7 separate regions of the Mus musculus genome follow, and all the other regions are linked to region 1. Evidence: chromatin loops called from intact Hi-C (ENCODE). Cell type or tissue: left cerebral cortex. All regions are shown on one strand. Region 1 holds the start of Hcn1 (hyperpolarization activated cyclic nucleotide gated potassium channel 1). Region 2 has its middle 160 kb from the start of Mrps30. Region 3 has its middle 27 kb from the start of Gm26349. Region 4 has its middle 110 kb from the start of Emb. Region 5 overlaps Hcn1 (hyperpolarization activated cyclic nucleotide gated potassium channel 1). Region 6 overlaps Hcn1 (hyperpolarization activated cyclic nucleotide gated potassium channel 1). Region 7 has its middle 36 kb from the start of Mrps30.

Region 1 (4,000 bases):
TAAGATTTTGTTTTCATCAGCAGTTCTGTCATACTGAGCACAGACAGTGACACTCAGGGAAAGTTTACTGAAGTAACTGCCTGTTCATGATCACGAACAAGTTGAAATAGAACAAAGACAAGGGTTTGTTAAATGAATGAATGAATGAATGAATGAATGAATAACTTATCAAGACAGCATTACATCCTAGGTGGTCCTTTTTTACATTATTATAAAACTTAAAATTTATGTTAAAATATACATTTTCACACTGAAAATAGAGGTAATCAGGAGGCATACAGAATGGGAAAAAGTAGAGAAATGTTTTCAGTTTAATGATTAAAAAGTGGGACTGAATACTGTACCATTTGAGGGCGTTTGGTTTTGTTCATCCTTGTTATCTCTGCCTCTGCCATCGAATATCATCCTCTGACCTGTGGTTTCCAAGGTCACTATGCTGCTAGATCAGAATGCTATACCACTATTTCCCTATCACTGATCATAACATTTTGACCATATAAATTTATTTTGTGAGAGTGTGTTTGGATTGGCTGAAAGCAGATACTGTGTGACCTACTGTTCTCTATTCCTTCCTTGGCTTCTCTGAAAACTCATGAACTTTCTTGTTCTTGCTTCTCTTGTTTCTTGGCTTCATCACAGATTTCAGGTTTTCCCCGAGTACAAAACAGAACAAAACCCAAAGTGATTGGCCTCACCTGTTTTTTTTTTTCATCTTGTGCCACAGGTTGGCACTCTGACAAAGAATCTCTTCCCGAAGTGTCTCTTCTCTCCCATGCGACCTTAGCAAACAGTAAATCAGAGGATCTATCTATGTCTTGGCTGGGTGAGCTTGGCTTTGAAGAGGCTGTGGGCATGGAGGTAATGCTTGCTGGTATCTTGAACAGATGTTCTGGGCTGCTTATAGTCTCGAAACTCTTCAGACTTCCAAGATGCCCTGCTGAGTGAATGGTAACTTTGGCAGCACATTTTGCTTCCATTAGCTAATCCAGTGGGTTGGGGAGACACCAAGGGAACAAGAGAAATCTGAGATCGCTGTCCTCAGCATCAGTCGCACGTGGTCAACTTCACCAGAGAATACTTCATGGCATCCTGACTGGATTCCAAGTTATCTCGACCTCTGAGCCTGGTGTTGCTGAACACAGTGCGGCATATTTATCTCTCTGTGTGGTTATTGATTGTATAACTTATCTTAAAAGGAAGGTCATCTTAGGCCACTTATCTCTTACACATTTTTTTCTTTTCTTTCCAGCAGGACTGGCCAATAAATTTGCTCACATGTGTGTTGATGTTAGTGGCCTTCCTAGGAAGGAACCCCATTCCCGTTTAAGGAGCTGTGTGAGAATAAACAGGATAAGTAGAAGGAGGTCAGTTGTCTGTCCCTAGGTACAGATCCTTAATCTGAAAAGCTCCAGGCAGCTGATTATCCAGGGCTACAAAGATCTATTTGCTAGTTGTGTGCCCCTCCCCGCCCCCATCTTTCATTTTTCCCTCTTGTCTTCTTGCTTCTCTCTTCTGTCCCTCTCTCCCTCTTTTCCACGACATGCCTTTTTCAGCGTGTCTCCTTGATTTTATCTTCACCTAGCTTTACAAGTGGATTGATAGTGTGCAGAATTAACCTGACCCCCTTTCTCTATTTGTAACATCATTCCAACAGGCGTTCAGTGTCTCTGGTGTTTTAGGTGGAGTTTTGTTCTGAATTAACGCAATTTGCTAGTTCAGCTCTCTCTCAGTCTCTGTCTGTCTGTCTGTCTGTCTGTCTGTCTTTCCCTTCTCCCCCCCTGCCTCCCTCCTTCCATCTCTCCTTCCCTCTGTCGTTTCCCTCCTCCCCTTTTCCTCCCCCTCCTTCCCTTTTCTGCCCTCCCACTTTTGCAAACCCACATCCAGAGAGCCTCCCTCCAAACGTACAAATACGCGTCCGGGGCGGGCTCAGGAGTTCAATGTCACGCTGGGCAGAAGTGGCACAGGCGAGCGGCGGGGCGCGCGCGGGTAGAGGCGGTCTGCGGCCAGCAGGGGGCAGCCGAGGGGCGGCGCTGGCGCGCGGGTGCCGAGCGGAGGAGCCTCGCCCCGCGCCCGCAGCCTCAGCCTCAGCCTCAGTACCAGGCGCGGCGGAGCCCGGAGCGCGGCAGAGCCGGCAGCGCAGCCACTGAGGGCAGCGGCGGCGGCGGGAGCCAGGCGCGCAGCGGAGCAGCGGGCGGGCGGGAAGCAGTAGCCGCCGCCGCCGCTGCCGCCGCGACGGGCAGCCGGCTCCGGCCCCTGCTCCTTGGCTTCGAGCCCCCGGCGAGTCTGGAGCCCGCGCCGTCGCCGGTCGCGTCCTCCGGGCATGGAAGGCGGCGGCAAACCCAACTCCGCGTCCAACAGCCGCGACGATGGCAACAGCGTCTTCCCCTCCAAGGCGCCCGCGACGGGGCCGGTGGCGGCCGACAAGCGCCTGGGGACCCCGCCGGGGGGCGGCGCGGCCGGGAAGGAACATGGCAACTCCGTGTGCTTCAAGGTGGACGGCGGCGGAGGAGAGGAGCCGGCGGGCAGCTTCGAGGATGCCGAGGGGCCCCGGCGGCAGTATGGTTTCATGCAGAGGCAGTTCACCTCCATGCTGCAGCCTGGGGTCAACAAATTCTCCCTCCGCATGTTTGGGAGCCAGAAGGCGGTGGAGAAGGAGCAGGAAAGGGTTAAAACTGCAGGCTTCTGGATTATCCATCCGTACAGTGACTTCAGGTGAGGACTCCCTGGAGCCGCCCCACCCTGCTCCCCCTGACGCGCCTTCCAGCATCCTATCCTGCCTCTGGGAAGGTGCGCCCCGGGGATTCACAGTGGGGGTGCGGGGCAGGCGGGGCGGCGATGCTGGAGGCTTCTACTTAGACTGGCCATACTCCACTCTTCCAACTAGTTTCCACCGACGACAGGTTTAGGGTAGGGAGTTTCTTCTCCCCGGAGCGCCAGGGAGGCTCTTCTCCTTTGCCTGGTGAACTTTGGGGACAGCAGAGGAGGGAAGAAGGCCACCGTGACCCGTGGACGGGAGGTTGTTAAGTTGCACTAGGGAAACTTTTAGTTTGGTAATGTTAGGACGAGACAGGTATCCTTGCTAAGAGCAGTTCCCCAAAGAAATGAAAAAAGATGCTTCTGGGATCCCGGAGATGAGGAAACTGGAGACAGTGACTCACAGGTCCTAGCTGTTCCTGCCACTCTCGCCCCTGGGAGTGTTAATCTGTTGTTCTTATGCTTATAGGCACCCCTGTCACCACTGAATTTCTCCAGATCAGTGGCTGGCAGGCACAGGAAGGGCACTTGCGCTTGGGTAGTCAGTCTCTGACTTGAGATTTTAGCGGAGCGGGCGCTGCCCCACTGGGCAAGAACTTGACTGGAAGCCTTGAGTTCCCGAAACAGAGGCAGGGGGGTCGTTTTCAAAGTCCCCTTCCTGAAATAGAGCGACACCCGCTCTTGACCTTGACTACAAATCCATTTCAGAAATGTCTTTCCAGTTTCCCAGCCTGGGAAGAAGGGCAGCAGAGCTGTCAGCAGGAGAAAATTAATATGAGTTTCCTGATCTTATTTGTGGCTCGAGTATTCATTTGGTTAATAAGCATGTTTAGAGACTGACAAATGAAGGTCGTGAAGCAGATCCTCTTATTACTGCGACACGCTCCTGAACACAGGCAGAGCTTCCTTCTAAAAATCCCAAACTAGTAACTAGAGGTGATATTCACTTGTTTATTTCATTCGTTCCAACTAGGGAAAGCGACAGCAGCAGCAGCAACAACAATAAAATAAACAACAACAACGAAAGGGGTCTATGTGCACACTGAGTGGATGCATAGGCTTCCGGTAAACTGCCAGCAAACATAGCAATAATAAAAAACAACATTACTTCCAGTAGCGTTTAGAAACTAACCGAAATTGCCCTTACCAGCATGCAAGGGAGGGAGCTGTCCACAGTTCTGAATCAACCTAACTGTGGAATATAGCCCAACAAAGCTTGAGTAGAAGACTGTCCATCTTCCCTGAG
Region 2 (4,000 bases), 620 kb after region 1:
CATTATTCATCAAATCACATGTATGAATATACAGGGAGAGAGAGAGAGAGAGAGAGAGAGAGAGAGAGAGAGAGAGAGAGAGAGAGAGAGAGAACCAACCACCAAATGAGAAAATGGTTGCCAAATTGTTCTAAAATCAAATTTCTGACAAATGTTTAGAATTAACTACAGAAAGCATTTGTAAAGACATTTTTTTAAAGATGTAGAAATGTCCAAAGCCACAAAAATTTCATACTATCATCAGCCACCAAGGAAATGCACACCACACACACACACACACACACACACACACACACAAACACACACACACACACACACACACACACACACACAGCAGAGACTTACAGCTACTGGTGTGTGAATGGAGACAAACCTGAACTCTGGTGTACTTCTGTGGTGAGGCAAACTGTCACCTCTGCCTGAGAACTCAGTCTGTCAGCTTCTTCAAAATGAGCATCAAGTTACACAGTAGTTTCATATGACGCAATAATGTAACTCCTAAACTGAGAATTAAAAACACAGTTCAGACGCACCACATTTGGTACATGAATGTTCTTGCCAGCATTGCTTTTAAAGACGCGTGGAATCCCTAATATCCATCAGCTAGCAAATGGAAACTTATTATTTCTTACTCTAGCAGATGAGGTTAGTGAAATTAAAGAAAAAAAAATACCTAGGCAAAATACAGTGTCTTTACTGAGTGACATTATTTGGCCATAAAAAATAGAATAAAATGCTTATGTGCCCATCCCCATAAGAGAATTTCAATCATAGATGAATCTAAAAAACAGTACTCTAAGTGGAAGGATCCAGTCACAATGAAGATCATGTTATGTAACAAGTCTATGAACACAAGAAGTAGATTCAGAGCGTCAGGGACTAGATGGAAAGAAGATTGGGAAGTGACCTCTAATGCCAATAGAGTCCCTTTTTGAAATGACCCAAATGAGATTCTGGTGACAACTCTGTAAATCTGAGAATATACCATACACCATGGTGCAGAATGATTTAAAGGGATGAATTTTATGGTGTGTAGGTTCTAACTCGGTAAGGCTGTTATATTGAAGCACAATTCCTTTCTTTTACTCACTGACTATCCTTCAACCAAAGTCCTTTATAACATGGTCGTGTTCTGTATTGCCCTTTCCTTTTTCCACCTGCTCTGTTCCCCTGTGGTACAGCTTTTGTGTTTACACTCAGTATAATAAAACTACAGTTTTACAGACATTTATGAAAATATATAGTTAAAAACTCTGGTCATTGGGGCTGGAGAGATGGCTCAGCAGTTAAGAGCTCTGACAACTCTACCGGGGTGACTCCTGGTAGTTTGAAGACACACCAGGATTTGACCACAAACAAAAGGATATTTGAGCAATACTAGCTAGACTGGAAGGGGAGAAAAAAAAGACAGGAGTGGGTAGGCTAGGGCTTATGGGTCTGGGAGAAATTGGGGAAAGGGTTTGAATAGGATCACAATACACCATGAAGTTCTAAAAGTATTAATAAAAACATTATTTAAAATTATATTATTTTAAAATCTACCAATTGTATATCATAAAGTATTTTATGATATTATACTTTCTTAAGCAAGGGTCATTTTTTTCTCTTAAAATCAAGACACATGGTTTGAGACAAGAATATCTTAAACTAAGGCTAACTGTGGATCTGAGCCAAATGGTCAATTGGTAATCAATCAAAACTAAGGGGATTTTGGTGACACTCAGGCCTAGATTCTGAGCTTGCTTTCAGTTTCATTAACTTTTTAAAAGTGTTTGAAAGAGCTACTTAATTGCTCAGTGTCTTTCCTCATCGATAGCACTGCTCCACACTGAAAATGTAAAAGAGAAGACTGAACGACATGTTTCAATGCAGTGCTTTGGATAAAGACACAGCCTGAATTCTAACCATCATTGCTATTGTTAGTTTAAAAGTAAAATAAAGATTCAGAACAGTTTTTTTTTCAATTAGCTACAAAAACATACAAACAAATAAACAGCAAACAGTGTTGCTCTATACTTGCCTTGGTTGTATTTGGAAGCATATCATGTGGCTTTTACTAACACGTGAATGTCAGAGACATTAGCTACCTTGTGTGTGATGTATAGAATCTCTGTGATATATTAGAGGCAGTGAATTAAAATCTAGTTATAAAATTACAAGTTGACACACCATTTTATCATTCACTTCTTTAGTTTTGACAAAAAAATATATAATCGGTATAATAAAATACTATCTCACCAAATTCACAAACTAAAAAGTTTTGACTAGCAGTCAATTTGAGAAAAGAATATATTTATAAGAAGCTCCATGCGCCCCCTAGTGTTCACTTTCCTTCAATTTGTTTTGTTGGTTTGGTTTTGTTTTCCACTGGGTGTTACACTACGAAATAGAATTACAAATGAGAGGGAACAGGATGAATTGAATCACATATCTAAATGCTTATTATTTTAAGAAACTGGATAATCAGAATATATATATATATTGTTTAATTCTAAGTAACTAAAGCAATACAACAACTGAATTTACTTAAACACATAATCTAGGCCATTTTTAAAGGAATCACTGACATCCTTAGTATTAATCCCAACACTTCTGTTCTAATAGTATATATGGCTTGAAGATAAGTTTCAGTAAGATGTGCTGGGTTAAGTTCTCAGTTTGGAAGCTTGTGTTTTCTAAGGTCAAGAGCCAAATCACATGACTCTCAATGCTTTAAACTATTCATAACTTTTGAAAGGGAGAAAAAGACACCTGGTTTCATTTTATTGCCATAAGTTCTCTGAAAAGAAAACCCCAGAAATCAGAAAATACTTTCAGAGTTTAAAAGGTACTTGAGAAGCTAGAGGAATGGTTCAGAGGTTAAGAACACTGATTGCTCTTTCAGAGGTCCTGAGTTCAATTCCCAGCAACCACATGGTGGCTCACAACCATCTGTAATGAAATCTGATGCCCTCTTCTGGTGTGTCTAAAAACACAGGGACAGTGTGATCACATACATAAAATAAGTAAATCTTTCTTAAAAACAGATGCTTGACGTTTTGCTGATTAAATTTCTTTAAAAGTTCTAGTACAAAAATAACACATACAATCCTGGGACATTTATAACTTATGTGGTTCCAAGTGTAGAAGTTAATATAAGGAAATAATTAAGTGGACTTTTTCAGACAGAATGATATTTAGCTCATGTGGTCATATTAGAAAATACTTAAAACTTTTTTTCTAACCATTAAGTCTGAAAAACATACTTTCACTAATTGCTATCATCCAGTGTTCTTGTCATTGGTCTAATAATACCTGTGTCTGCTTGTTTAGGTCCTGGAACACTTTGGTTCTCAGAGTACAATTGAAAATATTTATAAGTGTCACTGAGGATCTTATGGCAAAGTGACATATCAGTATCTTGGCTATAACTCTGGAGAATTCAAATTCAGCAAGTTCAAAACAACAGACCAGTGAACCTTCCATTTCTTATCACTCTGTTGCAGCATCTGTCTTTTACCTCCTAGAATAAAATGGCACTGTACAAGAAATCATTGAAGATAAACAGAATTAAATAGTTAATTATATCATTTTATTCATGATGACAGAATACTGATTCCTTCATCATTTGAGGAATGGATGCTAGCCAGCACGGATGAAAACATTCGGTGATCACCAAGCTCAGTCTGGTGAGCTAAGGTTGAGGTCCCATTTTTTCCTAGTAACATGGTCTTACATGATGAAGAACACCAACAAACACATTTTCTCTGAGTACACACAACCAGGCAGATATCGTGGGTGTACAAACCTTGTCTGGTATGCTCATGTAAGCAAATCTTAACGAAGTATTTCTTGTCAACTACTACACTAAAGAAAATCAGAATTTCAACAAGTCACAAGCAGACAACACATTTTGGAAAAATAAGGACTTTAGTGGGATTGAACAAATAAAACAACCACATAGCATGGGTCTTTGCTCTATTTCTGAGTTGGTCCTTGAAAACCTTTATTCTGAGCTACC
Region 3 (4,000 bases), 460 kb after region 1:
ATCTTTTCTGTTAAAACCTCAGTCCTTGGAGAAAAATGTTCTGTCCTTTATTAATATGTACATATTTCTGACGAGTTAACACATTTTAGAATCTGCCAGTCATTTATTTACACCCCAGTGTTAATTGGTTTATCAGAGACTTTCTTTGCTTTAATTTGCCTAAAACAATCCTTTAAAGGGATAATACATATAGTACAAGTGGGAAAGACTTAGATAGAAGAAAGGATAAAACAAGAAAAATAGGAGAAAAACCACCTAAACATATTTAGTACTTAGAATGAGAAGGTACTTAATAAACTTAGAGAGATTGACTACAAGTTGACTAAAATGAAATAAATGAAATATTTAGGCAAAGTAATGATTTGACACCTGACTAACACAATAAGTAGTAGTCATTAGACAGTATTATTTAATTTTTTTTGGCATTTATTTAAATTTAACAAGAGTACCTATTAACTCAAGTTGAAAATAGATATATTCATATCTCATTGGCATTTAGTGGCAGAGACAGAACTAATGTTCTGATGAAAACTTCAGCAAAACATTTATTATAGACTTATATTAGATGTTTTGAAAGTTGGTGTTAGGTCCAAGCTTTGCTTATGAACTTGTGAAAAGGGTTCTTGCTTGCCAGAAAAGCATGTGCTGGGGGTTAAACATTAAAGCACACATTATCCTCCAGGCTCCTTCAGTCCTTATTCATAAGTATATGTTCTGCATTTCCCTATCCGTATGTACTTGTTATTCATTTTCTGACCCTTCTCATCTCCCCCACCCCTCCTTCATGATGCTAGCTCCTGGGCTATTTTAGGTTACAAGCTTTCCTCCTCCCACATACCTGTTCTTTCTCCATGTAAAAATAAGGTTACAAGGGGGGTGGGGAGGGGGGACATGTTCCAGTCCCAGCAAGTAGCAGAACTTGGCAGCTTCAACCACGTGGCTCTGGTTATAGAATGAAGAATAGAAGGGACTGCTGGGACAATTGATGCTGGTTAGCTGGAGCTAAGAAATTAATGATTCAAAAGATACCAGCATTACTGAGGTGAAATCTTCTGGGAAGTTTTTTCTGAGAGCACAAAGAAGCTGTGTCTAGAGATAGGCAAGGTTGTACCTTGTGCTTCAGCTGGACTTGTTAATGAGTAAGAATCACCCAGGTGATATTGGTTTTCAAAGCACGAAGGAGTCATGGAGAGCAGCTGAGGCTTGGCATTGTGAGAGGCCAGAGAAGGCCATTAGTGAAGGTACAGCCTCAGTTGCCACTGACAGCCCAGGACTGAAGGGGTCATGCAAAGAAGTTGAGGCTTGGCACCATAAAGAGAGCCTATGAGAGACTATTGGTGAAGTCTGGTTACAACAGAAGACCCCGCTGTATTAGAGATGCTAGTACCATGGGATGACCACCAAGAACAGCAGCAGCAGTGGAGTAGAATCAACCAAAGACTCTGCTCTGCTGAGGGCAGACCTGGAGAAGTGACACAAGCCCTTTGGGGGAGCTCAGAAGATCGTGTGTGGATCATAGACATTGAAACAAGAAGCTGTGAAGCTGAAGTTGACTTGGACACTCCGAGATGTTAAAGATGCCAGAGCTATGGAATATCTGCCAAGGAAAGCTGCCAACAGTGAGTGGAACCAGCCCAAGAGAATCAAGTTTGTTTCTCCTGAATTCCAAATCTGCTAACAGCAGTCAACAAGGAGGAAAGGATTTAGAGATCGGAAAAACAGTTTAACATGTTTTTATGTCTCAGACATGGAGACATGGAGATTGGAAAACCAACTGGTTTTCTGTCTTGCTTAGGTCCAGTATTTCCTCACTAAGATGTTTTGGAATGGTAATGTATATCCTGTATGATGTTGGGGGTATGTAATCTGCTTTTTTCTTTTTATTTCTTAGGGGATTACAGTTAAGAGATTGCATGAATCTCAGAAGAAACTTTGAAGTTTGGACTTTTAACATTGTTGAGACTGTGGGACTTTTTGAAGTTGGACTAAATTGTTTTGCATTATAGTATGGCTAGGTATGGCACCCACAGACTCATGTGCTTGAACAAGTCTATGGGACCAGGGAATGGAATATGGTGATTTGAATATGCTTGGCCCAGGAAGTGGTACTATTAGTTGTGACCTTGTTGGAGGAAGTGTGTCACTATGGAGTTGGGCTTTGACAGACCTTTCTCATAGCTGCTTGGAAGCAGTCTTCTGTTTGCTTTTGGGATGAGATGTAGACCTCTCAGCTCCTCTGGCACCATGACTGCCTAAATGCTACCATGCTTCCTGCCATAATGATAATGGACTGAACCTCAGACCCAGTAAGCCAGCCCCATTTAAATATTGTCCTTTATAAGACTTGCCTTGGTCATGGTGTCTGTTCACGGGAATGGAACTGTAACTAAGACAGTTGCCATGAAGAATGCTCAGAAAAGTGAATTCACATAAAGTTAATAGAAATTCAGTGTGCCAAAAGGCAGGGTGGTACAGTGACTGGAGGTACAAACTCAAAGCCAAGTTAATTGGGGCTGGCTTAACTCAAAGCCAAGTTAATTGGATTTAAGTCTACTCATACCAAGGCCTGGAGCAAGCTAAGCCTTCAAATCCTATTTCTTTATTGGTAACATGGTGCTGACAACAGGAACTCCTTTACATTCACCTGGCAAGATGGAAAGGCTCACAGTATTTGCCTACAGTGCCACTGCATCCTTATGATGCCAGCCTTTGGGAGACGGAGGCATAAGGATTCCAAGTTGAAGGTTATCCTCAGTTCCAGGCCAGCTAGAGCTACATACTAAGATCTTCTTGAAAGGAAGGGAAGGAGGAAGTAGAAGAAGAGATGTAGGATGGGGGTGGCTATGTTCAAATAGTGCCTAGCACAAAAAATCTAATAAAAGTTGGCTAATGTCACCAAATAAATAAATAAATAAATAAATAAATAGATAAATAAATAAAATAAGTTACAAGACACATAACTGTAACATAAGTGCAGAGGGCCTAGGTCAGACCCATGAAGGATCACTGGTTGTTTGTTTGGTCTCTGTGAACCCATATAGATCTAGGTTAGTTGATTCTGTGGGTTCTCTTATGGTGTCTTTGACTCCTTTGGCTTCTTCAATTCTTCATCCCTCTCTTTCACAAGATTCCTCTAGCTCTATTTAGTGTTTGGCTATGGGTCTCTGAATGTTTCCATCAGTTGCTAGGTGAAGTCTCTCTGATGACAACTATGCTAGGCTCCTGTTTGCAAGTGTAGCAGAAAATCATTAGCAGTGTCAGGGGTGGTCTTCATGTGAGACTCCTAACAGTAGGATTAGGGGCTGTCCCTGGCTTTGTTGCCTGACTTTACTCCTACTGGTTTGCCTATCTAGTTTCAATAGGAAAAGATGCTCCCTGTCTTACTGCAACTTGATATGTCAGAACTGATTGATAACCATGGATGCCTCCTCTTTGCTGAAGAGGAAACAGAAGAGAAATGGATTTGGGAGAAAATCTGGGAGGAGGTGGGAAAGCTAGGAGAAGAAGTGGGAGAGAAAACTGTGGTTAGGATTTACATCAATCAATCAATCAATCAATCAATACCTATGTATGTTCACAGAAAAAAAAACAGGAAAACAAAAAAACAACAAAACAAAACAAACAAACAAACAAAAAAACCCATCATGCTGATACCTCTGGCTATGCCCAGTCTTCTTTTCTCTCTCTCTCTCTGTTTTGGATTCTTTCAGCTGCCTTCAGATTTTCTCTCCCCCCACCCTTGTGTTTCTCTTTCTCTCTGTCTTTCTGTGTCTGTCTCTTTCTCTGACTCTCTCTCAGTTTCTCTTTCTGTGTGTTGTCTGTCTGTGTCTCTGACTTTGTCTCTCTGTCTCTGTCTCTCTCTGTCTCTCTCATCTACAAAATAAACCTTCCTTCCAATCATGACTCAGCCATTTCTGTACTCTCACTTACAGTTGGCATCTGTGATCTCAGTTTCCTTGCATCATCTCTCCAGCCCAATGTCTTTCTCATAATCAGAAGA
Region 4 (4,000 bases), 270 kb before region 1:
CTATTATTTATTAGACTGCTATGAACATAGTGGAACATGTGTCCTTATTCCGTGTTGAAGCATCTTTTGGGTATATGCCCAGGAGTGGTATAGCTGGGTTCTCAGGTAATACTATGTTTAATTTTCTGAGAAACAGTCAGACTGGTTTCCAGAGTGGTTGTATCTGCTTTCAATCTCATCAGTAATGGAGGAGTGTTCCTCTTTCTCCACATCCTTGCCAGTATCTGCTATCACCTGAGTTTTTTATCTTAGCCATTCTGACTGGTGTGAGGTGGAATCTCAGGGTTGTTTGAGTTGCATTTCCCTGGTGATTAAGGATAATAAACATTTCTTTAGTCGCTTCTCGGCCATTCAATATTCCTCAGTTGAAAATTCTTTGTTTAGCTTTGTTCCCATTTTTAATAGGATTATTTGATTCTCTGGAATCTAACTTCTTGAGTTCTTAATCACAACTATCTAACATTCTATTATTTTACTGGATGCTTCTATAATGAAAATATTAATTTCAGTGTGACTTTTAGTCATTTGGCATTGGAAACAGTGAGCATATCAACAAGAGGGGAATACTCAATCAAATTAAGGCATATTCAAATTATCAATGAGAAATAAAATGATAACTATTTTCCTGTTCTTTTAAGACATGGTTTCTCTGTTTTGCTCTGGCTGTCGTGGAACTCTGTAGACCAGGCTGGCCTCAAGCTCAGAGATTCACCTGCCTCTGCCTTCTGAGTGCTAGGATTAAAGGTGTATACCATTACCGCCCAGCTGAATAAAAAGATAATATATGGCAGAAACTATCTAGGCAGATAATGCTGAGTACCAAGGCAAAATTAACTGACATATGGTAATTATGATTGAAACGTAGCAAGCTAAGCATAACAGAGACATTGACAGAAAATATTCTTAGATGAGCCTATTATTTCTAAGGATGTGGTGGGACAGTATTTATTCAATGGTTATTTAATGATTTTAAAACAATAAATGTAATGAATATCTCAAAAATATACATTCTATATTGTGTCCATCTTAGCAGCATTCACAGCAGCCAAGATAGAGAAACGAGATAACTTTCTGTGAATAGATGAACAATATGAAGACATTATGCATCTATATACACATGGCTGCTACTCATCTTTAAAAAAATTGGAAATCCTGTTATCTGCAACAGCGTGGATGAAACTGGGGGACATTATGTCACATAAAATAAACTGGAGATAGAAAATACTGTGATGGTCTCAACTGACTCATGGAATCCAAAATGCCGAATGACTGCATGCAGAGAGTAGAATGGCAGTTCTCAGAGTTTGGAGGAGTGAGGGAAATGAGGCTGTAGTGCCCACAAAAGATGAGTAAGATCTGGAATCTGATGTTCAGTGTAAGGCCTGAACTGTATTTGGTTGTATACTTCAAATTGCCAAAGGAAATAGAGCTGTGACCACAACTCATTCTCTGACCAATGAACTCACTTTACAGACAAAGAAGTGCGTTGAGAACCACAGAGGATGCTGCCTGCTGGCTGGCAGGCAGACTTCTGCTCAACTACTTTCCTTTTGTAGTTCAGGACCACTTTGCCTAGTGAATGGTGCTACCCGTGGTAGACTGGGCTCCCTACACCAATTTACAATCAAGAGACTCCATTAAGGACATGCCTACATGCTAATCTGATCTAACCAATTCATCAACTGAAGTTCTCTTCCCAGATAATACTAGGTTTGTGTCTAGCTGACAGTTAAAATAATGAGGACAATATCTGAGGAGATAGGTTAATTAGTTTTGTTGTAGTAGTTAGTCCATTTTGTGTTGTATATATTAAAACACCATATTATATTTACAGTTATATGTACGTAACAAAACATTTATTTGGTAAAGCTATATACTTTACAAGCACATTTATAGATTTTTGCATGTTATCGAAATTTAAAATATTATAACACAATAACTATGTAGAGTTAATAATAATATTGATTCTAAATCTGCCTTGAAATATCTCTTTAGAGACAAGAATCATCATTTCATTTTAGTAGTCACAAATATACAGTGATAAATGTTATTTAAAATAGAAGCAAACATGATTATTAGAAAGATAACTCATTTTTCACTTCCCAAGCATCCTGAGCATCCTTTTCTCATAAACTGAATTTAAAATAATTTTAAACTGGTAACAACTGTGCAATTCCACAGTTAGCCAGTGGAGGTCATACTTACACTATATTAGTGCCAACTCAATCATTCTTTTTTTTTTTCCTTTTTGTAACTTTAAAACCTGATATATTGAAATAAGAGAAAATACATGATACTCTCTGAGAAGTTGGAACAGCGATTAAGATACATTTGTAGGTAAGAACTACTTTTCTATGGGCTGTGAAGTGGGAATTGGAAAAGGAATTTAACATTTATAGTTAAAATTTCACACGGTTAAAATTTTTAAAATGAGGCAAAATTATTTGTATGTATAAATGACTTTTTAAACCTATCCAAAAAAAACTGGAAAAGAATAGTAAACAGTTATTGTATTGTATGTGTACATGTGTGTGGTCTTGGGTCATCCACGAACAAAGACATGATCTGAGAAAGGCTATCCTGAGAGCTTCATGAACCCAGGGTACACAGACTAAGATGCCACGGTGTCACTCAGTGGTCTAACCCACTGGGTGATTGTCTCATATGCATCCCAAGAGTGGCAGTAAGGATGTTGCGTGATCCATGTTTGCAAATGTTGACACAGATATAAGGCTTATACGCACTTTACTTCTTTGTACCAGAATTTTCTCAGCTTTCTGTTTATGTACATCACTCTACAATATGGGTACTAAGTACAGAAAAATGGCTTTCTAAATTACTTCTGCTTGAAACTGAGCCCCTCATTCTTTGCAGTGACAAAGATATAACTGATGTAGAGGAAGATGGCTTTGAAAGGTGACATGGTGTATGTGGACAAGGTCATTCCCTCCCTCCACTGCTCCCACAGAGCTGGGTCTAGCTTTTGCTTCACCCTCAAGCACGGTGGTTTATTTATTTACTTATTTATTTTTGATGCCACACATTTTTGTATTCTATTTGTTTTATTGCTTAGATAATTAAATAGGATGTGTATTGACTTGTTAATCCCCATAGCAACCGAACAACATAGAAACTGTTCTTATACCAGTAGGAGAAAAAAATTAAAAGCATGGGGCAGCCAAATGAGTTGCTCAGATAATAAGTAGCAAGGCTGGGAGCCGAAGGCAAGCAGTAAGAAGCTACGCGTTTTAGCTCCTCTGCTAAACCTCAAAATGCCATATGGACGAATGACAATATTCTCAACAAATACTAAGACTCTTAGCTGGATACAAATCTCAGTGTACAAGAGTTAGAAATAGACCTGAGAGGACAGAGTTACCCAGAGCGAGGCTGACTCCATGACAGGCTGCAAACTGGAAGTTTGGGAGACTAGTTCTGTTTCCTAGAACTGGAAAAGTCCAAAGCAAATTTATTCCAGGAAAAACTACCCCTAATGAGTAGCTGTTCAGAAAGCTGACCTACCACCTATCCTGGGCCAAACTCACGGGCAGCCAATCAGGAGCTGTAGAAGCTGCTTGTATACTAGGCTAGCTTGAGCCTAGTATAGTTAATCAGCAAAAGACCAAACCCCCAGAGCCTTAACCAATCACGAAGGCACCCATAGCCCTGGAGATAGAGTCAACCAATTTAAGGAAAGACAGGTAAAAGTCACCCACTCGTTCCCTCACAGGCTTTAAATTAACCCTGCAAAGTCCATACCTCTTTCTTCCATTCTGTATGGTGGAACCTGGCATGCAGGTTCTCTGCAGAATAAACACTCTTTGCTGTTGCATACAATTTGAGTCTGGGCTATCATTCTTCATGAATCATGAACCCTTATAGAACAAGTACAGAATAATTTTATTTTTTGACTGTACCACTATTTTGAACAGTCTTCCAGGATGAGACAGTCCTGTCTGCCTGTGCTTTGCTTAGACTCTCTATAGAATCTTTTTACTCC
Region 5 (4,000 bases), 100 kb after region 1:
GAAAAAATGAATCTCTTCTAACATTGTACCCATTTCCTATGTACTCTTGAAGAGTTTAATTTTTATTTACATAGCTTCTTGTTTCAAATTACTCTAATAAGCACCAAGCTTTTTTTTTTTCAGGGGCAAAAATAGAAGATCAATGAAATTTAGCCCTTTGTATCATATCAAGTATAAATAATCTTTTAAGAAATGTTCTTAACACCCTGATTACTTATGGGTCTCTCTGACTCTTGCCTTTTCCTTTATTCCTCTCTCATAAAATGCATTCTGATCACAGCCTCCCTTTTTTCCCCTCTTCTGGGTCTCCACATTCCCTCTCCTTCAAAAGTCAAGGCTCCTCTGATTCCCTTCAAAAATGGGCAGGCCTCCCATAAATATCACTCAAACATGCCATAACAAGATGTACTACAACAAAACATAAACCCTGGTATTAAGACTGGATGAGGCAATCCAGCAGGAGGAAAAGGGTCCCATGAGCAAGCCAAAGAGTCACAGACATCCATGCTATCAGTCTTAGGAAAGCAACAAAAACCTCATCGAAACAACCACAGCACTTATGCAGAGGGCCTAGCACTGACTCATGCATGGTCAACTGTTGTTGCTTCAGGATACTAGAGGTAGAAAGAAGAAAATAGAAAGGAGGGAAGGGTGAATCTGTGATATTGTGCCTAAGACTGTTACTATTTTTGTGGAGTTAGTTAATATATAATGACTAGTTATTATATATGCCCGGAGCTGCTGAATTGTAAGAAAACCTAGACAAATTGTTACTTTCAAGTCGTTATTGTGTCTGGTGAGTATATTGTCCCTGAATGACATTGATGAGAGAGAGCAAAGAATTTTTCATGTTAGCATCTATGATGGAGTCTGATTAAAATGTTCCAAAGTTGGGGGAGAAAAAAGAAAAGGATTGTGTGACTTGCCTGAAGGATTAACAAACGGCCAAGCTACTTACTCATGACCTTGGTCATCAGACTCTAAAATACCACAAACCCTTTACCCAGTTACCTACCAGCAAAACTCAGTGACCTCACTAAGATTTTGGACTAAGAACTTTCTGACACGATAGGCATTATAGGCATTTGAAGCTGCTTGATTTTTTTTTTTAATTCCTAATGTTAATCTCTATTTCCTCAGATAATGCACCACTGCATGGCACCATCTGCATAGAAACAGCCTGTGAATTAGTCTTGGCCTCAACGACAGGGCTGGGGCTGGGCTTATTGTTCCCACCCTTAGTTTGTCAGGTTGAACTCCCAAACTTTTTTAGGTTAACCAAAAACAAACAAAAAACAAACAAACAAACAAAAAGCAAAACAAAACAAAAACAAACTAGCACCCATGCAAATGGAAACATTAGTTTTTGTTTCTAATTTGGGAGAAACATCAGACACTCAATTTTTTTCCCCAAGCTTTCTCATCTCCTTTGAAATTCTTTTCTAAATTTAATTCAGATGATGCGAGAGTTCTGTGTCTATTTTAATTTTGTTCATCCAGTCAGCAACTTTCCCTACAGTATATAATTCTGATGTAAATTATGGACTATCTTCTGTGGGGGAAAAACGCATAACCTACGCGGAACTTTGTGCATCATTTCTTAGTCACGGCAGCCTCATGCCACATAGGGTTAAGTATTTCAAAACTGTCCCCACCTGGCAATCTGGGAGAAAACGCAGTCTCGTCTAGTATAGTCAGGTTCTCCTCTCTTGCTCTGAGAAACAAAGCAACCTTCCTGCTGGCCATATACATGTTCTCTGCATGGCTATTTGTACAGAGTATTTATCTGAGCTTCTCCTGTTAGTTAGCTGGGTTTATTTTGAACTGAAAAAATCAGATTAAATCTCTTTATACAATAAAGTCTGGTATTAGGTACTGCCTTTGCATGTAGTTAGTATGGAGGATACATTTATAAAATAATTTTCTCTGATTCTGTAGCTGAGGGTGCTCTGGAACTTATCGGGTAACTCAAACTTGCTTTCACCTTATAGACATTCTCTCCTATCAGCTCTGGAATGCTAGAATCATAGGCATAAGTCACCCACCATGCCTGAAATAACTCCTTTGATCATCTCTATGTTCTAGTTTCTTCTCAGGTACTGCCTCATTCAAATATTTAAGTAACTTCAAGAGACAAAGATTACTATTGTCCAAAAGATGTTAAACACAGAGTTCAGCTAGTAGTGAGCTTGCCTAACATGCATGAAAGAAACCCTGGGCCAAGCACTTCATAAAATGTAACAAAATAGTGCATATCTATAATCCTAACATTCTTAGCTTCATAGTGTGGTAGAAGCCTGCCAATACCACATGATGTCATCTCAATAATAAGAAAGAAAGAAACAAAGAAAGTTAAAATAATAATAACAGACTGATTGGCTCCTTTTGTCTCACATAAAGGCAAATAAAAGCTATAAATTAATAAAATTCTTAAGACATATAAACAGAAAAGAATGCTTGACTTGGGGTTTCAAAGTTATGTTTATTCCACTAATTTACACCTTAAGTGTATCTCAAGAAGCATGCAATGTTTTACTGAGGTTTTAATATGGAATAACCAAAAGTGAAAACATATTTTAACAAAATTGGACAAAGCAATTGAGACTCTACAGGGTTCTTGGGCACTTAATTCTTAACCTATAAATCAGTGTGATTACCCTGTGAAATTGGCCAGCTTCCCAGTGAAGCCCCTGGGCACAATTATACAGTGCTGAAGGCTGCATTTGTCCATGTGCATGACTGGTCCTGACAGCTTGAATGTTAGAAGGCATCAGGGTTTTAGGTTTTAGAAGTTCGGATTCACTCACATTTCTACATCAAGTGGTCTTTATTAGCGGAAAAATAATCACGTTTTTTTCCCTCTATTACCTGTTTCTCATTGCTTTCCCTGGCCTAACTCATTACACATCCACAACTCTAATAACCAAGACATCTACATGTTTATTTCACTTCCACTTCTGCCCAGAGATCAATTTCAGATGACTAATAGACATTTTAATTCCGTTATGTTATAGACCACTCTCCTCCAGTCCATGTACTCTTATTCTGCTTCCTATATAGTTTCTGTTTCTTTGTTAAAATAGAAGGCAGTGAGAGTGGCATCCAGGAAATATTCCAGGGTGAGGAAAATGGTGAACTTGGTTGGGCTAACATAAGACTGGGAGCACTTAAGGAGAGATCTGCTATTTATAGTTGAGAGAACAGCTGAGTGTTGCAATAGAATTGTGGTTTGGAGGAGTAGAGAATCTTATGCGTGGAAAATGGATCTATTTATCTTTATTTATTTATGAACATCTAGAATGCTCTTTTGGTGGCATTGTCCAAAGTGAAACTTAGTCAACTAAGATGTTCATAAACTGTCCTGAGCAGCTCTTCAGTTTACATTTCAGTGAAACTACAATTCCATTAAGAAAACTAAACTATAGGATTTGATGAGACATGACTACACCCAGCACTCTTCCTGTTCAGTAGATGACTGGGAAACAGGCTGCGGATGCTCTATCCATTGGTCATCACCAGTGCAGTACAACTGATCATTCTTTCTTCTGAGGAAGATGATGCAGAAGCATCACTTTACCCGAAATTAACATCGCAGCTAATCATAGTCCAATAGCTTGATGCAATACTAGAAACTGAAAAGCAGAGAAGAATAACAGTTGTTATCGTTATACCAGAGCAAAGAGAGGTCACTTTTCGCCTCTGAGCTCTAGGACTTTGAGGCACTTGGGTGGTCTGATAGATAGCACTTTCATCTCGCTACGGGAAACCATTTAGTAAATTGCCACTGAAACACTCTTAAGGGTCTCCTAAGAGGTCTGCAAGTGTTAATGAGCTTTCTGATGTCTCTGTACCAGGTCCAGAGAAGAGCAGCAATACACCGAATTACTGGAAAGTAGGGGATAATCGCTGAAGTTGCTTCCCCACCATAGAGACTGGAAAGCCTGAGAACAGATTCTCTTGCTCACCCATATCATCCAGTTGGCAGTAGTGAGGTTAAATG
Region 6 (4,000 bases), 200 kb after region 1:
GTAAAATTAGCCGACATACAGATTATTGAAAGGATAACAGGTTAGAAAATACACTTCAAATATGGTCTATCTTAAGTAACACTTTGGTTATAAATACATTTGAGCATGAATTATTTCCAAAAGAATGTGCAGTTATGAATTTCAGTAACAATACAGCATTAATAACTGATTTGACAGCTCACATGATTGGAAAAATTTACATTATAAGATGAAAACTTATGGAAAAATGGGAAGACATACTTGTGTGCTTTTTGTATTTCCTAAATATTCATAATCATGAGGTCCATGTGAACAAAAGAACAATCCCATAAAACAGAAAGGACACGTTTAAGTGGCTGAAATGACTCCTATTAACATAAAAGGTATCCACTTCTTTTTTTATTGAGAGCCAATATGCTGAAGCAATAAAAGCAACAAGAGGCAACTACTGAAGTCTAAACTGCACACAGAACTGTCATCCTGTGTAGACATGGATTCTAAGGATGATCCAGAACACGGATGAATCAGTGTGCTGGCCACAGTGATGGACCTCAAACCAGTGGGACCCCTCCATCAGTCATTGTCAACAACTGACTTCCCATCCCATTCCTCCTACACACATAGGATGAAAAATTCCACATGTAAAAAATTGAAACCATTTATGTGGAAAGATACAATTTCACTGTATCCCAAAACAAATGGAATCATGTTAGTATATTTGAGAAAATTATTTCTAATCTAGAATTTTATATCCAGACAATGATGACTGAAATGAAAAGACCAAGGATATTCTTTTTTTTTTTTTTTGTTCTAGACAGGGTTTCTCTGTGTAGCCCTGGCTGTCCTGTAATGCACTTTGTAGACCAGGCTGGCCTCGAACTCAGAAATCTGCCTGCCTCTGCCTCTCGAGTGCTGGCATTAAAGGTGTGCGCCCCCAAACCCGGCAATATTCGTTTTTTTAATTATTAACTATTTTCTTCATTTACATTTCAAATGCTATCCCAAAAGTCCCCCATACCCTCCCCCCCCCCACTCCCCTATCCACCCACTCCCACTTCTTGGCCCTGGCGTTCCCCTGTACTGAGGCATATAAAGTTTGCAAGACCAAGGGGTCTCTCTTCCCAATGATGGCCGACTAGGCCATCTTCTGCTACATATGCAGCTAGAGACACGAGCTCTGGGGGTACTGGTTAGTTCATATTGTTGTTCCACCTATAGGGTTGCAACCCTTTTAGGTCCTTGTGTACTTTCTCTAGCTCCTCCATTGGGGGCCCTGTGTTCCATCCAATAGCTGACTAACCCATCCCCTCCCATAATAAATTAATGAAATCTAAGTAGGAATGTAACAATGTTATTTAAAGGGGGAATGGCAATTGCAGAAACTCTTTGGTGGGTCTAAAGAGAAAGCCCATCGTTTTAAACAGGGGGTAGATCAAAGATGAAGACATCATCTTTGTGTGGGTTAGTGAGGTGCCATTGCAGACCCTAGGAGCCATGAGGATTAGAGCCAGTGTGTGTTCTTCACATGGCCTATACCTCACACACAGATGGGACTGGGTGATAGAAGAAACCCAGTTTTTACAAACAATATTTAGTATTCTTAAGGACCCTCTCATTTAGAGTGGATCGTACAACACACTCCATATTATGGTTATTAGCTTTTTTAATGCCTCAGGTGGCCTGAAAAGTATCCAGATGCATGATTATCTGAGCTGACAAAGTGTCATAGTTCACTTTCCGTTCTGGAGAAAATCCAAGTTATGCAACTTACACACTGCCCATTTCTAAGGGATGAGAGCTGACTCAATTGTACCTTGAGCTGCTATCCATGTTGCCAGTGGTTTTGTAGTTTTTCAGGTTTGCTTTCCTTTTATGGCAAGAGAACAGTTTTTCTACTTTCTTGAGTGTCGTTAAAAAGCAAATAGCGTGGTTTCCTCACTAAGACATGTAGTCCTGTTTTACTGGCCTCTTCCCAAAATTTGTTACTCAGTGATATCTTTCAGGAGGCAGATGCCAAGACAGTGAACCAGCACTACTTAATCTTCCAGCAAGTATTTGACAGAAACCCACTCAAATAAATGAGAATTCTGAATTTGTTGGACTCATCTGCCAGAATAACAAGAGTGTGTGCCAAGGCAGGATGACACCGTGCTGGCCACTGCATGCAGAATTGGGAAGCACTGTCTTTACCTCTACAGCCCTTTGAGGAAGCCCGTTTTTACTGTCCTCTCACTCTATCGATTTTCCATAGCAAATGGTACTACAGGGTGGTTTGCACACTGTTCAAGTAGACTGATATGGTGACAGGACCTGATATAGCTGTCTCTTATGAGGCTATGACAGTGACTGGCAAATACAGAAGTGGATGCTCACAGTTAGCTATTGGATGGAACACAGGGCCCCCAATGAAGGAGCTAGAGAAAATACCCAAGGAGCTGAAGGGGTCTGCAACCCAAAAGGAGGAACAACAATATGAACTAACAAGTACCCCCAGAGCTCGTGTCTCTAGCTGCATATGTAGCAGAAGATGGCCTAGTAGGCCATCAATGGGAGGAGAGGCTTTTGGTCTTGTGAAGATTATATGCCCCAGTACAGGGGAATGTCAGGGCCAGGAAGTGGGAGGGGGTGGGTTGGGGAGCAGGGCAGGGGGAGGGTATAGGGGACTTTCAGGATAGCATTTGAAATGTAAATGAAGAATATATCTAATAAAAATAAAAGAAGTGTAGGCTATGAATTTTGAGATTGCATGACACATGTCTAAGTATTGGCTCTATACAGTATTTATGCTAGGAAAAAATATTTTCATTCTCAAAATTTTACTTCTTTTGTGCTGACAACAAATATATAAGATGAGTTGTATATATTAAAACAACAACAACACAAACAACCCTTTAATTCAAGTTTAATTCCAGGAAGTAAAATTATTTTTTCCTTGCATGGTGAGTTAGTACTTTTCCATTCCAAGAAATCATGTCTTCCCTTTAAAGTGAAGAATACTGTGTCATTTAAATAAATGTGTGTGTGTGTGTGTGTGTATGTGTGTGTGTGTGTGTGTGTGTGTGTGTGTGTACAGAACTTGATCATAGGTGTCTGAAGTGTTTTTCTTGATTGTTCTCTACTCTATTTTATCACAGCAGGATCTTTCCCTGAACTTAAGACTTGATAATTCTGGCTCATCTAGCCTATAAACTTGCTTTGGGTTTTTTGTTGTTTTTCTTGTTTGTTTGTTTTTGATTTTTTATACTCTGCCTCTGGAGTTCAGAAATAACTGCAGCCCAGTTATCACTTCCAAACTCTTATCCTCATGGTAGCAGGACAAAGGCAAGTGCTTTCTCCACTAAGCTATCTCTCCAAATCAATTAGGGAAGTTTGTAAGTGAAATATATTTGCATGTGTCCATTGTCTGTTCCTATGTCATAGTACTTGAATTTGGGTAATTTACAATAAAAATAGAGTTTTCTGTGATCTCTTCATGGAGCATAAAGAATCTGGACCAGGCATTTGCTGAGAAGGAAAGGGAATGAAGAGCATGTTGAAAGGGCTAAAAGAGAAAGTAAAAGAAAAAATTCTGAAGTATTTTCTAACAGCCCCATCTTTAGTTACTTCTCCAGTACTGCAAGGACTAATTTTGTGATGTTTAATCCTATTTTAAGAAAACTCATTATTTGTTTTCAAGAAAGATGTTAATCCATTTGTAAGAGTTGTATCTCAAAATTTAATAATGTTTAATAGGCCACATCTCTTCATTTTCCTCTGTAAAGTCATTTTATTTCCTCTCAGTGCCATGTCTTTGTGAAGGAAATAAGTGCATAGCAAACCCGGGACTGTGTTTCTGGTTGTAGCTCAAAATACAGAATTAATGAGATCTTCTTTTTGGAGCAAAGAATGTATTACAATTTTAATATGCATTGTAGTGAACAAAACAGAGACAGGAACATATAAACACTAAAGACGTAATTGAAACCATTTATGAAATAAATACTTTCAACTGCTCTGCAAGAAAATGCTGTTAAAATATTTG
Region 7 (4,000 bases), 750 kb after region 1:
CTTCAAAGAAGTCTTTTTAAAATTTTTTTTCCTCTCAGATTTTCTCTTGAATAACAGAGTCTCTTCAACTTCATGTCACGTTGACATCAAAAGCATGCAATTATTGAATTGCTTTTTCCAGGAGAAGCAGCTCAGACAACAGTCTCTAGCATCGTTCATTTCAAAAACTCATGAGACAAACAGGAGACCTGCCTAGGCTGATTTTTCTCCAAGGACAACCTGAGAGATTCTTGCCTGCAAATAATGGACATTGTCTAAGCCACACAATGCCCCTCTACCTTGAGGGCAAGTGTGATCATGCTGAAATAACCCATCTGTAACCTGCTGTTTTAATTACTGGGAATGCAGTAAAAAGGTACAAATAACAGAGGTTCAGGGGAAAACCACCCAAGTTCACCTTGGTACAATTTCTCAGGGAAACGGAACAGATCAGTCTTCTCAGGCTACATTAGTACATTAGAACTTTTCCGATGAGCAAATAATAAAATAATCAGAACCAGGAAGCTTTTACAAAAGCTATTGGACACACCACCAGATTTCTTTATGATGTCAACATTTTATTCAATCTACTCATTATATTTTCTTTACTTTTATTTTGGCTAATTTCACTTTTATCTAACAGAAGTTTGTTACACATATGCTTTTATCTGTTCCTTCACTGGGAACTTAGTATTTCTGCATTTGTACGGATTAAAGAGGTTGGACATTCAATATTTCTGGCCACATCATGCCCAAAACAACATATGATCAATTTTAACATTGATATCATCTACAGTTAAGGATTTTTTTTTTTTGGCAAAGATAGTAAATATTTTGGGTACTATAGGCAACATGCTTTGTGTCCCTAGGAGAAGCAGTAAACATAATTTTTTGTCTTATAAGTTCAAGAGATAACAGATAGGCTAGTGAAGAGAAAGAAAATGATTTAACCATTTCAATAGTTTCTCATTTCATTATGTGACTTTGAAATATTTTTCTTTGGCTCCTAATCAAGAAACCATTGTGTGTTTCCATAAAGCTAGTGGCTAAACATAGAACTAAAGGGCAGGAACTGCAACAGGGTTCACTGGCTAAAACCGATATCTACCAGGCTTCACAACCACAGGCTAGCCCTTGAGATCAAGAATGAAAAAAGAAAACAACTCCTACAAGTTGAATTGTGACCTCCACACACCCAGTGAGCCTCCTGAACCTCTTCAAGCACACATACACACACAGACACACAGACTCACAGACAGACACACACACACACACACACACACACACACACACACACACACACACACACACACACACACACACATACACATATTTTTTGAAGGATTAGTTTATGTTCAGGCTAGGCTCACAATGTTAAAATGTAAAGATGTTAAAAATCTTAAAATAGTATACACAAATATACAATATGATTGCACACAATTCATCTATAATTGCAGTTCATATTTAACATAAGTCATAGTGATTTCTACTTTTCAGTAACATTTATCCGAATTTTCCTATCGTTTTAATTGTTAGTAACATCAGAAGCTCTCTAATAGCTACCAAAATGACATAGAATAATATCCTGAAGTTCCTTTGCGTTTGAGAACCGGATATCAATTTTGTCGGCTTAGTTTTCATTCTAACAGGCAGAAATGTTCAATCTTAAGACTGTAGAGCGATAGGACTTAGGATATTGAGTAAACTACTTGCTAAGAATTTCAGCAACTTAGAGATTTCTCCTCTTCGGGAAGTAGAATCGCGGTTGTTGCAGGTCTTTTGACGCCCTCTGGTGGTTAGAAAGAAGCATTGCTGGTTTTACAATTTATGGAGATGGATTTCCCTGCCTGTGTGTTTTGTTCCGAACCTTAATTTTGTTTTGCATAGAAACAGTCCTCAAAACAAATTGCAAAAGATATTTAATTTTGTTCTGGTAATGAGCTGAATCTTAATCTTTTTAAATATATGAACAAACACCAAAAGTAGTATCAACACAACAACCTAAACGTTAAATATAATAATGTATAAAGATTAGAACATAAAAAATATGTTTTTATGTTACTTCTGAGTGTAGAAGTATTTGCAAACAAAAGTGTTTTCGATTTCAGGGCTAGAGAAACTACTCATGCACAGAAGCAGAGATTATACGGACTCTAGTATCCATGTCAGACACCTGAAACCACACACAACTTCGTGAATATACACACAAACACACACACACACACACACAGAGGCACGCACACATGCACACACAATGCACACACACGCACGCACATGCATGCACACAAGTATGCATGCATGCATGCCCACACACATGCATACATACATGTACATACACATGTACACACCCCACACATGCATGTACACATACACACACACACACACGCGCATGCACACACATGCACACAACCAGGCGTGCACACACGTATATGCACACAAGCATGTACATACATATGCACACACACACACATTCAGGTGCGCATGCACAAACACACACACATATGAATCTTTTACAAATATTTTCTACTAATCCTTACCATTTACAAGCTTCCGAAGAAATGTTGGCAAGGCAAAATTTTTAAAACATCCCTGACCAACTAGCCATCTATCAAGCAAGCTATATAGGGGTCTATTACTCTTGACAAAGTGGATGTCAGTATTTCTACTTTAAGACTGAAGAATCTAGAACCCACATTACCTTTTTAGACAATTTTACATTAATAATCTGTTAGTTGTATGAACCACATGCTATTATTTTCTTCATTTTACACAGACACGCGGGCAAATCCTTCTGTTTCTGGTACTCAATTGTCTTCTTTGCAAGACGTTAATGATCTCCGCATACATGAAGGGGCATCTCAGGTCTGTGAACGACCTGTGGCATAGTGCTATGAACTTAGAGTGGTAATTTTGTTCTGCCTTGCTTTTTTACTTATAATTATTCTGTTTTTTGAGCTCACAGTACACTTTTTTGGAGATAGTTCTTTACTCTGTTGCACATACTGGCCTACAGTTTGCTTTGTATCCCAGAAAGGTCTTGAATTCATGAAAATCCCTGTGTCTCATTTCTTCTATGTAAGGATTGAAGGTATGAGCTGTCAAAGACAAAACCTTATCTTGTGGATGTCATCTATCCACAATTATACCACTGAATAGTGCTAAAATATTTTCATTTTATTCAAATTACTTTTTAAAACTTATAGAGTCTGAATGTTCATACTAGATGTAGCCTGTATCACCCTCTGGTATTCCATTTATTTCCATGTTTAGGTATAATTCTGTTGCAAATTTAAATGACGGTACTATAAAAACATATATGTAAAGTTTCCTAGCTACGTCGTTTACTACTATTGCTCCAGTATGCAAGAACACATAAACATTTTAAACTAATTGTGACTTCTTGGTTATATTAATCCCAAAATATTTGATCAAGCCAATATATTTATTTGCTTACTAATCTTGATTGTCGACCGCCTGTAGAGTCAACTGAAACACAAGTTGCTGGGCACTCCTGGGAGGGACTTTCTCGATCCGGGTATTTTAAGCAGGGAGCCCCACCCTAAACGTGCATGAATGCTATCTGCATCCCACATGTGAGGACACCGAAGCAGCAAACCCGGCTTTTGCTTGCTTGCCTACACTGTTGCTGTCAAGTCCATCGGTCCTGTAGTTACTGCGTCCTTTTGCTGGTGAAGAGCCAACTTCCTCATACTTCCAACGAAGAACGAATACTAACAGGTCACCAGGAATCCTCCAGACAGACTTTAAGCACCATATTGGAAGTGCTGAGACATCAAGCCTTGTGGATTTTTGAGCAGTTTCTGAAATCTCTGCTTTCCAGTGTGTGACAGCCATTGTGTAAATACCCGAACCAGCTCCTATAATCTAATCTAGTAAATTCCCTTTTGATATACAAAATATTCGCTAAAAAAATATGTACTACAACTAATGTGAAATACTGGACAATGAGTATGCATTAGTTATATTTTATCTGAATGGTTAAATCCTAATTTAAAATTTT

Evidence for each region. Peaks named below come from ENCODE experiments on the same cell type or tissue, not always from the same donor. Only the 100,000 strongest peaks of a DNase experiment are listed, where the experiment ranks them.
Region 2: a loop joins it to region 1, with 7 times the contacts of the local background. A loop is called at or near these places in 13 of 42 quality-filtered maps.
Region 3: a loop joins it to region 1, with 4 times the contacts of the local background. A loop is called at or near these places in 2 of 42 quality-filtered maps.
Region 4: it touches region 1 in a loop (2.8-fold over the local background); 2 of 42 quality-filtered maps call a loop at or near these places.
Region 5: it touches region 1 in a loop (3-fold over the local background); 2 of 42 quality-filtered maps call a loop at or near these places.
Region 6: a loop joins it to region 1, with 4 times the contacts of the local background. A loop is called at or near these places in 9 of 42 quality-filtered maps.
Region 7: it touches region 1 in a loop (6-fold over the local background); 11 of 42 quality-filtered maps call a loop at or near these places.

Annotation. Positions count from the first base shown.
Region 1 is chr13:117,600,384-117,604,383 of GRCm38, forward strand. Hcn1 (hyperpolarization activated cyclic nucleotide gated potassium channel 1) reads left to right here and starts at 1,937. Exons shown (of 8, transcript NM_010408.3): 1 at 1,937-2,712. The coding sequence starts at 2,321. In left cerebral cortex, a CTCF peak has its summit at 1,986 (motif pointing right); DNase peaks (open chromatin) are centred at 903, 1,395, 2,007, 2,331 and 3 more places; H3K4me3 peaks cover 2,218 bases; H3K27ac peaks cover 1,797 bases.
Region 2 is chr13:118,225,233-118,229,232 of GRCm38, forward strand. No RefSeq gene overlaps it. Among named protein-coding and RNA genes, the nearest start is that of Mrps30, 160 kb to the right of the region's middle. In left cerebral cortex, a CTCF peak has its summit at 2,314 (motif pointing left); a DNase peak (open chromatin) is centred at 2,324.
Region 3 is chr13:118,061,735-118,065,734 of GRCm38, forward strand. No RefSeq gene overlaps it. Among named protein-coding and RNA genes, the nearest start is that of Gm26349, 27 kb to the left of the region's middle. In left cerebral cortex, no CTCF peak of the experiment used is centred here; a DNase peak (open chromatin) is centred at 1,584.
Region 4 is chr13:117,332,138-117,336,137 of GRCm38, forward strand. No RefSeq gene overlaps it. Among named protein-coding and RNA genes, the nearest start is that of Emb, 110 kb to the left of the region's middle. In left cerebral cortex, a CTCF peak has its summit at 2,192; a DNase peak (open chromatin) is centred at 2,187.
Region 5 is chr13:117,703,504-117,707,503 of GRCm38, forward strand. The region is part of intron 2 of Hcn1 (hyperpolarization activated cyclic nucleotide gated potassium channel 1); the gene reads left to right. 4933413L06Rik (RIKEN cDNA 4933413L06 gene) reads right to left here. Exons shown (of 5, transcript NR_045508.1): 5 at 3,261-3,632. Among named protein-coding and RNA genes, the nearest start is that of 4933413L06Rik, 15 kb to the right of the region's middle. In left cerebral cortex, no CTCF peak of the experiment used is centred here; DNase peaks (open chromatin) are centred at 1,622 and 3,260.
Region 6 is chr13:117,797,704-117,801,703 of GRCm38, forward strand. The region is part of intron 2 of Hcn1 (hyperpolarization activated cyclic nucleotide gated potassium channel 1); the gene reads left to right. Among named protein-coding and RNA genes, the nearest start is that of 4933413L06Rik, 80 kb to the left of the region's middle. In left cerebral cortex, a CTCF peak has its summit at 3,583; a DNase peak (open chromatin) is centred at 1,965.
Region 7 is chr13:118,348,759-118,352,758 of GRCm38, forward strand. No RefSeq gene overlaps it. Among named protein-coding and RNA genes, the nearest start is that of Mrps30, 36 kb to the right of the region's middle. In left cerebral cortex, a CTCF peak has its summit at 1,768 (motif pointing left); a DNase peak (open chromatin) is centred at 1,736.